Regions from separate parts of the Homo sapiens genome. Here region 1 is linked to region 2. Evidence: chromatin contacts called from ENCODE Hi-C or POLR2A ChIA-PET data. All regions are on one chromosome and are shown on one strand. The core of a region is the stretch at or near the end of the contact, and the rest is flanking DNA. Distances in the headings are between cores, read along the strand shown.

The links. A loop is a pair of places that touch in the nucleus more often than their neighbours do. ChIA-PET counts read pairs that join two places held with the same protein, here RNA polymerase II (POLR2A). Pooled maps may share reads with other maps.
Region 1: a pooled map shows a loop between it and region 2 (3-fold over the local background). The contact joins the promoter of TNFRSF12A here to the promoter of NLRC3 in region 2. A Hi-C loop is called at or near these places in 4 of 50 pooled maps. POLR2A ChIA-PET finds 5 or more read pairs at or near these places in 2 of 52 experiments (activated B cell and activated CD4-positive, alpha-beta T cell).

The regions. Positions count from the first base shown.
Region 1 is chr16:3,016,098-3,021,942 of GRCh38, reverse strand. It overlaps TNFRSF12A (TNF receptor superfamily member 12A), which reads right to left and starts at 1,575. Exons shown (of 4, transcript NM_016639.3): 1 at 1,452-1,575; 2 at 624-728; 3 at 254-388; 4 at 1-172. The coding sequence starts at 1,545. The coding sequence ends at 117. It overlaps CLDN6 (claudin 6), which reads left to right and starts at 3,760. Exons shown (of 2, transcript NM_021195.5): 1 at 3,760-3,794. RefSeq lists enhancers at 1-507, 47-1,246, 1,153-1,797, 2,566-3,161, 3,759-4,355 and 1 more and silencers at 487-656, 1,507-1,726.
Region 2 is chr16:3,573,679-3,579,071 of GRCh38, reverse strand. NLRC3 (NLR family CARD domain containing 3) reads left to right here and starts at 1,669. Exons shown (of 20, transcript NM_178844.4): 1 at 1,669-1,923. LOC105371060 (a long non-coding RNA gene) reads right to left here and starts at 1,569. Exons shown (of 2, transcript XR_001752061.3): 1 at 19-1,569. RefSeq lists enhancers at 326-505, 536-585.

The sequences.
Region 1 (5,845 bases), core at 326-2,825, 560 kb after region 2:
ACCCCCCTTGTGGTTGGAGGAGCTTGGCTCCCGCCGCGTCTGGGAGGCAGAGACTGGCTCTAGAATGGATGAATGAATGATGAGTGGGCGAGCCCCGGCTGGCAGGGGGCACATTGTCACTGGATCAGCGCCACAGCTGGGCAGCCCTCTCCGCCGGTCTCCTCTATGGGGGCTGCAAGATAAGAGGTGGGGTCGTCAGCAGCAGAGAAAAGGTCGAGTGCTGACAGGGCTGGGCAGGCCAGGGCACACTTACTGGTGAACTTCTCTCTCCTGCGGCATCGTCTCCAGACCAAAAAGCCAGAAAGCAGCCCCAGCACGAAGGTCAGGCTCAGAGCGCCCCCAAGGATGGGCCAAAGCAGCCGGAAGGGGGCAGGAGGTGCTGCAGCGCCTGGGGGCGGGACTCGGAGTCAGACCTCGCCCCTCTCCAGGCCAGCCCCGCCCCCTAAGACTGAGCCTTCTGCCTTCTCCCAAACGTGGCCTCCTCCCTGACCGGAGCCCCCTCCCAGCTCCCACCTCCTCCCGAATGATTTCCCAGATGCAAAGCTCTCGGCCCCGCTCTGCGCACCAGCCACCCTCCCTCCCAGTCTGGGGTCCGCTGGCCACTGGCCCTGCCCCCCACTCACAGCCCAGGCAGAAGTCGCTGTGCGGTCGCGCCCTGCAAGACGCGCAGTCCATGCACTTGTCCAGGTCCGCGCTCCAGGAGCTGCCGCGGGAGCAGGGGGCGGTGCCTGGGGAGGGGGCCTCGGGTCAGAGGCTGGGGGCGGGACTCGGCTATTCTGGGGTCTGAGGTCAGGGTCGGCCGGCTCGAATAACGTGAGTCACCGGCGCCCTCCCCGCGCATTCCTCACAGGTGACCGCACGGCCCGACCGGGACACGGCAGCTCCGGGAGGGAGGGCGTAGCGCGGGACGCTGGGGGTGGGGGGGGTCAGGTCCCCACAACCCCCCTGCCGCCGGCGGGTGACTCACTCCTGGGCACCGGGCCCGACCCCAGTCCCTCCCCCCGCATAGCTGGGCACTGAAGTCACCGGATGGAAGGGGGCACCCCACATGGTATAGAGGGCACAGACCCTAGTGCCTCTCGACGGCCTCCCCAACTCGTCGATCACTGGGGCTAGTTAGACCCTGTACGGACCAGGCTGGGGGCGTGCCCCTTCCTAGACTAAACATCCCGCCCTCACTCACTTTCTCTCTCCATTCGAAGTACTTCGGACTTGTGGAACTGAAGACCCCCCCCAACCCCAATTGGACGGTGGGAGAAACTGAGGCCCGGATTGTGAATGAAGCTTGGAGAGTGATGGAACTTCCCACAGCCGGGAGCGAGCTGTTTGAAGGCCACCTGACCCCAGATCCCCACATCCGCCTGTTCCCCCAGTTCGGCGCTGTTCTCCAGACACCCAGTCCGGCTCCCGAGCCCCGGCCCGGGGTTCCCCGACCCCGGAGTCCCGCGTACCTGGCGCTTGCTCCCCGGCCACGGAGCGCAGCAACGCCAGCCAGAGCCCCAGCACGAGGAGCCGCAGCAACCGGCGCAGCGAGCCCCGAGCCATAGTGCACGTCCTGCGCCCGCCGCTGTCTGCGCCCGCCGCCGGCCGGCAGGGACCCACGGCCGCCGCCCCGCCCCCGCCCCCGCCTTCCGGGGCGGAGCTCTCGCCTCCGCCCGCCTTGAGGTCCGCTTCGGGACGCCCCGCCCCGCGGCGCCCGCTCAGTTCAGTCATTCATTCAACAAAGTCCTGGCGCGGGAGCTGCCAGGACCCCGCAGGGACGCAGACCCCCTTCCTTGCCCAGCCGGTGATCTAGTCCAGCGTGCGTGGTGTGGGGAAATCAAAAATTAGACACGAGTGCTCGCTTCGGCAGCACATATAGAAATCAGACACGAACGGCCGGACGCGGTGGCTCACGCCTTTAATCCCATCAGTTTGGGAGTCTGAGGCAGGCGGATTACGAGGTCAGGAGTTCGAGAGCAGCCTGACCAACGTGGTGAAACGCCGTCTCTACTCGAAATACAAAAATTAGCCGGGCGTGGTGGCGCGCGCCTGCAATCCGAGCTACTCAGGAGGCTGAGGCAGGAGAATCTCTTGAACCCGGGAGGCAGAAGTTGCAGTGAGCCGAGATCGCGCCACTACACTCCAGCCTGGGCGACAGAGTGAGAGTCCGTCTCAAATAAATAAATAAATAAATAAATAAATAAATAAACAAACAAACAAACAATAAAAAGAAATCAGACACACGACCAATCCATGCAGAGATCACTGCAGCTTCCTTCCCCCCACCTCCCCTTGAGATTGCGTCTCACTCTTGCTCAGCCTGGAGTGCAGTGGTACGATCACGGCTCTCTGGGCTCAGGTGAGCCTCCCACCTCAGCCTCCCAAGTAGCTGGGACCACAGGCCCTGCCCCACCACGTCCGGCTAATTTTTGTATTTTTTGTAGAGACCAGGGTCTTACTATGTTGCCCAGGTTAGCCTGGCCACTACAGCTTTGTTAAGGGCCCGGGGGGTATAACAATTAAACCTGAGGTCAGGAGCTCGAGACCAGCCTGGCCAACTTGGTGAACCCCCGTCTTTACTAAAAATAAAAAAAAGAAAGAAGTTAGCCGGGCGTGGTAGTGGGCGCCTGTAATCTCAGCTACTCGGGAGACTGAGGCAGGAGAATTTCTGGAACCTGGGAGACGGAGGTTGCAGTCAGTCGAGATAGCGCCATTGCACTCCAGACTGGGCGACAGAGAGGGCCTCCATCTCAAAAAACAAAACAGGCCGGGCGCGGTGGCTCACGCCTGTAATCCCAGCACATTGGGAGGCCGAGGCGGGCAGATCACGAGGTCAGGAAATCGAGGCCATCCTGGCTAACACGGTGAAACCCCGTCTCTACTAAAAATACAAAAAAATTAGTCGGGGGTGGTGGCGGGCACCTGTAGTAGTCCCAGCTACTCTGGAGGCTGAGGCAGGTGAATGGCGTGAACCCGGAAGGCAGAGCTTGCAGTGAGCCAAGATCGCGCCACCACACTCCAGCCTTGGCGAGAGAGCGAGACTCCATCTCAAAAACAAACAACAACAACAACAAAAAACCAGCAACATAAAAATAATATTATCTGGCCGGGCGCGGTGGCTTAAGCCGGTAATCCCAGCGCAGTGCGAGGCCAAGGCGGGCGGATCGCTTGAGTCCGGGAGTTCGAGACGCCTGGGCAATATAACAAGACCCTGTCTATACAAAACAAAACATAAATTAGCTGGGCACGGTGGCGTGTGCTGCCTGTAGTCCCAGCTACTCAGGAGGCTGAGGCGGGAGGATCGCTTGAGCCCAGAAGGTCGAGACTGCAGTGAGCCGTGATCGCACCACTGCACTCCAGCCTGGGTGACACAGTGAAAATATTTCTCTAAAATAATACCAATAGTATGCCCTTTAATTTGTACCTTAGGACGTAGTTACATAATAAAATGCAGACTTGTTATCTCCATTTTGCAGAGTAGGAAACGAAGGCTCGGGAAGGTTAGGTGAGTTCCCCATGTCACCGCGCTGCTTAAGTGGTGAAGCGGAGTCTCAAGCTCTGTTCTACCCTAAGCCTGGCGCCCTCACCCTGGGTGAGTCTGGACGTCTGCCAGCCCGAGGCGGGCCCAGCGACCCCAGCCTCCAGCGCCCCCCTCTGACAAGCCTGGGATTCGCACGCCCGCTGCCGTCAGGGACAGGGTCTCTGCCCCTCCTCCGGGGCGGTGGTCCAGTGACGTCACCGCTTCTTTAAGACCCCCGCCTCCGCCCCTGTCCCGACACTCGGCCTAGGAATTTCCCTTATCTCCTTCGCAGGTGAGTCCGGGGCTAGTGTGCGTGTTGGAGAGACGCCTCTTGGGGCCGGGTGCAGGGTGGTGGCGGCGTGGGTAGGGGTGCGTGCGAACTCGGGCTGCGGCCACCTGGATGGGCGAGTCCCTGAGGGGGTCGGCCGGTCCGCGCCCAAGCCTCCGAGGTGATAGGGTCCTTCGGGGCTCCCAAGGGTTAAACGCCCCTCCCCCCTCCCCAGGGACAAAGACTCCGAAACCCCTGGCGCCCCTCCCCCACCTGCCTTGCCTCTCGGGGCGGGGCGCCCCTCCCCCCTCCCCCTCACCTGGGGGAGCGGACCTTGCGGCCACTGCAGCTATAGAACCCCTCCAGGGCGCGCGGCTCCCAGGCTGGGGTGGTCGGGTGGGCCGGGGCGCCCTCGGACAGAGTCTTTTTCATGCAGTGCATGAAAAAGAAAGGGGCAGGGGCACACTCAGAGGGGAGAGGCCTGGGCGCCTATACCAGCGCGGCCCCGACCCTAACTCGGCCAGAGGCCTAAGGGCCGGACCTGAGCGCTGGGGCACCGTGCCCCAGCCAGTCTCCCCAAGGTGGTCTGCTCCGCCCAGGCCTGGGGCCCCCGGCTAATGAGTAGAGCCTGCCCTCCGACCGCTGCCGGCCGGGAAAAGTTTAGGTCCAAGCCGTACAATGAAAGTACTCTGGGCAGTGGGAGGCCACAGCCCGGCCCTAGTCAGAAGTGATTCCCTCCACGACCTCCAACACTGAGGGGACACAGGTGCAGGCCAGGTGGCGGTGGGAGAACTGGTGTTGAGGGGAGTCTAGCACGGCATTTTCGTCTAGAATTCATAGGAAAAGGCCCTCAGCCTTGAGGCTATGCTCTCCGGCGCCTAGGGCAGGTCAGAAGGGTGGGGCCAGGGAGTTATCCACTGGCTTTGGGGGAGGAACTGCTTTTAGATGGGGGATTAATGATGCTTTTCTTCATCTCTCCTGGTCCTGGTGTCTGCCAGCCTGGGGTGTGGAACCAAGTTGTGAGGGACATTGGGTGGTGGGAGGAAGCTTAGGATCTCCAATCTTAGTGTTGAAATTAACAAGTTTTGGTTGGGCACGGTGGCTCACACCTGTAATCCCAGCACTTTGGGAGGCTTGAGGCGGGCAGATCACCTGAGGTCAGGAGTTCGAGACCCGCCTGGCCAACTTGATGAAACCCTGTTTCTACTAAAAATACAAAAATTAAGACCAGGTGTGGTGGCTCATGCCTGTAATCCCAGCACTCTGGGAGGCTGAGGCGGGAGGATCACGAAGTCAGGAGATCGAGACCATCCTGGCTAACACAGTGAAACCCCGTCTCTACTAAAAATACAAAAAAATTAGCCGGGCGTGGTGGTGAGCGCCTGTAGTCCCAGCTACTCGGGAGGCTGAGGCAGGAGAATGGCGTGAACCGGGGAGGCAGAACTTGCAGTGAGCCGAGATCCCGCCACTGCACTCCAGGCTGGGCGACAGAGCGAGACTCCGTCTTAAAAAAAAAAAAAAAAAATTAGCCGGGCGTGGTGGTGTGCACCTGTAATCCCAGCTACTTGGGAGGCTGAGGCAGGAGAATCGCTTGAACCTGGGAGGCAGAGGTTGCAGTGAGTGGAGATGGCACCACTGCACTCTAGCCTGGGCCACAGAGCGAGACTCCTCGTCTCAAACAAACAAACAAAACAAATGGACAAGTTTTGAGCCTTAAACTCAGGGCTAGAATTGAACCATTCTACACGGAAACTGCTTGGAAATCGCACCGTCCTGTCATCCTGCTTTTTGCCGCCTTGCAGCCTGATCACTGGCTCTGGCCTTGGACTGTCATTGTATAGGTTTCATCCTGTTATCTTTCATTTGCATTCAGGATAGCCAGGGCAGGGCTGCTTGCACAGTCACTGTCATCAGCCAGTGCCTGTCACATAACTAGAAAGAATAATAAATGCTAAAGCATTAAGTGTCCATTTTGCCCACGAGAAGTGAGGCTCAGGGAGCATGTCTTGACTGAGTTCCAGGATGTGATGACCACTTTCCAGGGTGCATGCCCCTAGAGTCCTGTCCACATGTGG
Region 2 (5,393 bases), core at 420-2,919:
TATGTGACGGATACCCACCGGGCCCTGTGGTTTCCAACATCCTGTGGGCGGCCTGGTTTCAGGCGCCTTTGTTGCTCCCCACAGCCGAGGCTGCAGCTGCTGGGTCTGCACTCTGCCTGCCTGGAGCCTCGGGCAGCCTTCTCGAGGGTCCATCGTGTCCTCCCAGCACCCAGCAGGTTCCTGGGTGCTCAGAAAGCATTGTTGGGAGGGAGGGAGAGGAAGGAGGGACAAAAGAAGGTAGGCAGGCAGGGGAATGTGCAGGAGCACTTCTGGTCTGCTGCCTCAGTTCCCTCCCCCCCATCACCCACACAGGCTCTGGGGAACCAGCTAACCCTCCTACCTCCCCTGAGCCACAAGCTGCTCTATGAGTCCAGACCCACTACTCTCCTGCTCTACAACCATTGCTGGCTCCCACTTGCTTGCTGAGGAAAATTCAGACCCCAGGACCCCTGTCCCTTGGCTCCCACCTTGTCACCTCCTTCCCTCAGTGGCCCCATGTTGCTTGCTCCCTGTCCCCAGCGGATGTCCCATACTTTATTGTAATTTTTCTCATGTGGCTTGCTCTGGGCCATGTCCTTCCCCCTCACGCCCTTCCCTGTCAGGGCAGGCCACCCACTGAGGTCCACTTCCAGGGGCCGAGTGCGATCTCCTGCCGCGGACGGCAACATTCTGCTGTTTCCTCTTAGGGTACAGGTGACCTGCCTCTGGGGAGCCCTTTGCTCACAGGAAGATGTTATGGGGCACAGCTGAGTCAGAGGTGCCTACTGGGTGACAGAGAGAAAAGAAAGCAAGAGGTGTTAAAAGAGGGAGCACAGTGGCTCACACCTGTTATCTCCGTGTTTTGGGAGGCCAAGGCAGGAGGATCACTTGAGCCCCAGGAGGTAGAGGCTACAGTGAGCCGAGATCACACCACTGCACTCCAGTCTGGGTGACAGAGCAAGATCCTGTCTCAAAAAATAAATAGGCTGGGCGCAGTGGCTCACGCCTGTAATCCCACCCCTTTGGGAAGCCAAGGTGGGTGGATCACCTGAGGTCAGGCGTTCAAGACCAGCCTGGCCAACATGGCAAAGCCCCTCCTCTGCTAAAAATACAAAAATTAGCGGGGCATGGTGGCGCATGCCCGTAATCCCAGCTACTCAGGAGGCTGAGGCAGGAGAATCTCTTGAACCTGGGAGGGGGAGGTTGCAGTGAGCCGAGATCGTGCCATTGCACTCCAGCCTGGGCAACAGAGCGAGACTCTGTCTCAAATAAATAAATTAAATAAATAAATAAGGAGAGCCACAGGGGTGGCCTGGAGGTGGCAGGGCACAGTCCAGTCCTGCTGGGGTCACCCTCTAGTTGCGTGACCTCAGGCTGCTCACTTGATTTCCTGACCACCCGCCTGAAAACAAGCATTTGTTGATGGCGGGGCAGCTTCCTTTGTGGCGGGATGGAGGTGATGTGTCAACAGCCTTGGCACCAGCCACTTTATCCTGAGCATGCCACCTGCAGGGACACTTAATCCCAGAGTCAAGACCCCCAGCATCGCCCCCGCACTTAACTTGCACGGGGGCGGTGACCAAGCCAGGGTGCCCCGGCTCCTCGATGTGTCTGCGAGGCTGTTGGCTGTTGAAATCAGACAGGAAGGAAGAATGAGGTGGAGCCCAGCACAGGAAGAGGTGAGGACCCGGAGCCACAGGGACAGCCGGTGGGCTCGGTGGGGCTGCAGAAGGTCGGGGCTGCACTGCTCTCGGCCCCCACACGGTTGGTTGGTTGGCGTGGTAAGTGCCCTGATCCCTGGTCCTGAGAACTCAGGCTGGCACAGGGATTCCCAGGGCATCTACCACCACGCAGCTGGAGCAGGGCTGAGCCCAGGAGCATGGAGATGGACGCCCCCAGGCCCCCCAGTCTTGCTGTCCCTGGAGCAGCATCGAGGCCCGGGAGGTAAGTTGGGTCCAGGTGACCTCAGTGCAGGGCAGGGGAGGGAGAAGGGATGCTGGCAGGAAGGACAGTGGCCTTAAGGCCTGAGCTACTCTGGGGAGGGGGACTGGGGAGACTCCACGAGACTCCAAGAAGCTGTCTCCTGGGGCAGGACTGGCTCATGCTGTAGAAAAAAGAGATGTGGCCAGGCACGGTGGCTCACGCCTGTAATCCCAACACTTTGGGAGGCCAAGGTGGGCGGATCACTTGAGGTCAGGACTTTGAGACTAGCCTGGCCAACATGGTGAAACCCCATCTCTACTAAAAATAAAAAATAAATTAGCCAGGCATGTTGGCAGACGCCTGTAATCCCACCCAGCTAGTCGGGAGGCTGAGGCAGGAGAACCGCTTGAACCCGGGAGGCGTAGGTTGCAGTGAGCCGAGATCGAGCCACTGCACTCAATCCTGGGTGACAAAGCGAGACTGTCTCCAAAACAAAACAAAACAAAACAAAAAAGAAAAGAAAAAACAGGTAACTAAGAATGGCCCAGGACAGGTCCCAGGGACAAAACCCAGCTCCCCCAGGTACCAGTGATGGCCCAGGAGAAGCAGGAAGCATCTTGAAGGTGCTGCGGGCAGGCAGTGGTGATGCTGAGCCACGGCCTGGGGAATCGGCAGACCTGGGCACCCTTCCTGGCACTGGGACCCCCCATGGGAGGCTACTTCTCTGGGCCTCAGCACCCCACCTGTAGATGGAGGTGACAGCACAGGAGGGGCGAGGTCATGAGGGGCAGGGAGGGTGCAGGCGCCGCCCCCAGGCGAGTGGGCAGCCCCAGGGCCTCTCCTGCCCACAGCCTTGGGTGAGACAAGGGTCGAGAGAGACGGCAACCGCAGAGGCCTTCTCGGAAGAAGTGCCACTGCCCTGGGCCAGCCTGGGTGTTGGCTGCAGGGTCTTCCCCTATGGCCAGGCTCCAGAGGCCCTGGTGTTTTTCTGGACCCCTCCCTGGAGGTGACCCTGAGCCTGGGGCTCACTGTTGGCCATCACAGGCTGCAGGCTGCACCCCTCTTCTTCTGTCCCAGGGTGCTGGGCTCCCCAGGGCTGGGCCTCTCCACCCCTTGGACTCCAGGGGTCCATGCAGTGAGCAGGGTAGGGCCCTGAGGTGCAGGTGCCACTTCCTTCTTCCTTCGGGAAGGCTTTTGAGCTCAAGTGATGATGCTGGGGCCACCTCGAGAGAACCGAGTCCTGAATTCCAAGGCCCTGGGAGGGGGCAGGGGCAGGATGTGGGAAGAGAGGAGCATCCAAGCAGCCGTGGTGGGAGATACTGGCAGCCCAGGTAGGCAGCCAGCACTGGGAAGTCCCACCCGGGCGCCAAGTGGCAGGGAAGGACCCAGCAGGTCCCGGCAAGGACTGAGGCACAGATCAGGTGGGCGGGTGATGGGCAGAGGCGGCTAGTCCGTCGGGACTGAGGCTTCTCAGGAATGAGGCAGCAGGCCACTTGCTGAGCCTGAGGAACTGGGCTTGAGCCCACACCACACCAGGAAGGCCTCAGGTTCACCTTCGCTCACAGACAAAGCTCTAGGGGTGAAACCTGGTGCTACCTGGGAGGCTCCCGGGGAGGAGGCAGCAGTGGCACCTACTCGTCCCTCTGGCCTCGCCCTGCTCGCAGCAGCTCAAACCAGCTGTGGAGCGACCTCTGGCCTTCAGATCCCCCAAAGCAACCCGAGTCCCACCTGTCCTCAGTCTCTCTGTCTTTCAGCTGCGCTCACAGGGGCCGCCTGACCATCCATAGTGGCGTCTGCGGCCTCGCGACCTCACTCGGCTGAGAGGTCTGTGGAAGGCTCCAGCCTGCCAGGGGGATGTTAGGGCTGCGTGCAGGGCCTGGCAGCGGTGGCAGCCAGGTAACCAGCCCCCATCAGCCTTTGGGGCTGGTCCTGGGAGGTGCTGGCAATGGCAGGGGGGTTGGTTCACCTGCACCCCCTCCTCTGTCCTTCTTAGGGACAGTGTCCAGGATGAAAGCCACGTTTCGTCTGAATGGGGCCTGAGCAGGGATGCCAGATCAGATACAGGACACTTGGTCAAATGTGAATTTCAAATAATCCATTTCTTTGGTATGTCTCCAGTATGACATAAGCTATGCTTATACTAAAAATTATATGTCGTTTATCTGAAATTTAATTATCTGTGGATATCTCATATTTTATCATTATTTTTTGAGACAGTCTCGCTCTGTCACCCAGGCTGGAGTGCAGTGGCGTGATCTTGGCTCACTGCAGCCTCCACCTCCTGAGTTCAGGCGATTCTCCTGCCTCAGCCTCCAGAGTAGCTGGGACTACAGACATCCACCACCACGCCCAGCTAATGTTTGTATTTTTCGTAGAGATGGGGTTTCGCCATGTTGGTCAGGCTGGTCTTGAACTCCTGACCTCAAGGTGATCTGCCCACCTCAGCCTCCCAAAGTGCTAGGATTACAGGCATGAGCCACTGTGCCCAGGTTTGTCTTGTATTTTAATTTGCTGAATCTGGCAACCCTGGACCCAAGGTCATGGGGCCACAAAGATGGGTGTCTGATCAGGAGGGAGTGCTGACTCCCAATACTGAGAGACTAATGAGGCCACAGAGGCAGGGGTGCTTGCCAGCCCCCTACACCCCGTCCCCGCCTTCCCAGGCGCTTGTGAGTCCTGCCTCGCCCCAACCCCTCACTCCTGCCAGCACTGTCCCTCCCTCATTCCTCTCCCAGCCCCGCTCGGGTCCCGTGGTTCTCAACTCTGGTTAGAACCACCGGAGGAGCTTAAACTAGATCCACGTGGGGGCCCTTGCCAGACCAATCAAATCTCTGGGTGGTCAGGCCGAGCGTTGGTTATTTAAAAGCCGTGCTCCACAAGGCCGGGCGCAGTGGTTCACACCTGTAATCCCAGCACTTTTGGAGGTCAGGAGTTCAAGACCAGCCTGGCCAACATGGTGAAACCCTGTCTCTACAAAAATACAAATGGTATTGATGGTGGGTGCCTATAATCCCAGTTACTGAGGACCCTGAGGCGGGAGAATCACTTGAACCCAGGAGGCAGAGGTTGCAGTGAGACGAGATAGTGCCACGACACTCCAGCCTAGGCAACAGAGTGAGACTCTATCTCAAAAAAAAAAAAAAAAAAAAAAAAAAAAAAAAAGATAAAATGGTTACAATGGGCCAAGCATGGTGGTCCTCACCTGTACCTGTAATCCCAGCTACTTGGGAGGCTGAGGTGGGAGAATCACTTGAGCCCAGGAGGTCGAGGCTGCAGTGAGCCAAGATCGTACCACTGCACTCCAGCCTGGGCAACAAAGCAGGACCCTGTCTTTATTTTTTAGCGACAAAGCAAGACCCTGCCTCTATTTTTTAAGGAAAATTATTTTTAAAATGGTTAAAATGGTAAATTTTGTGTTATGTGTATTTTACCAAAATTTTAAATCAATCAATCAATAAGACCCCAAATGATGCCCTACCAGAGCTGAGACT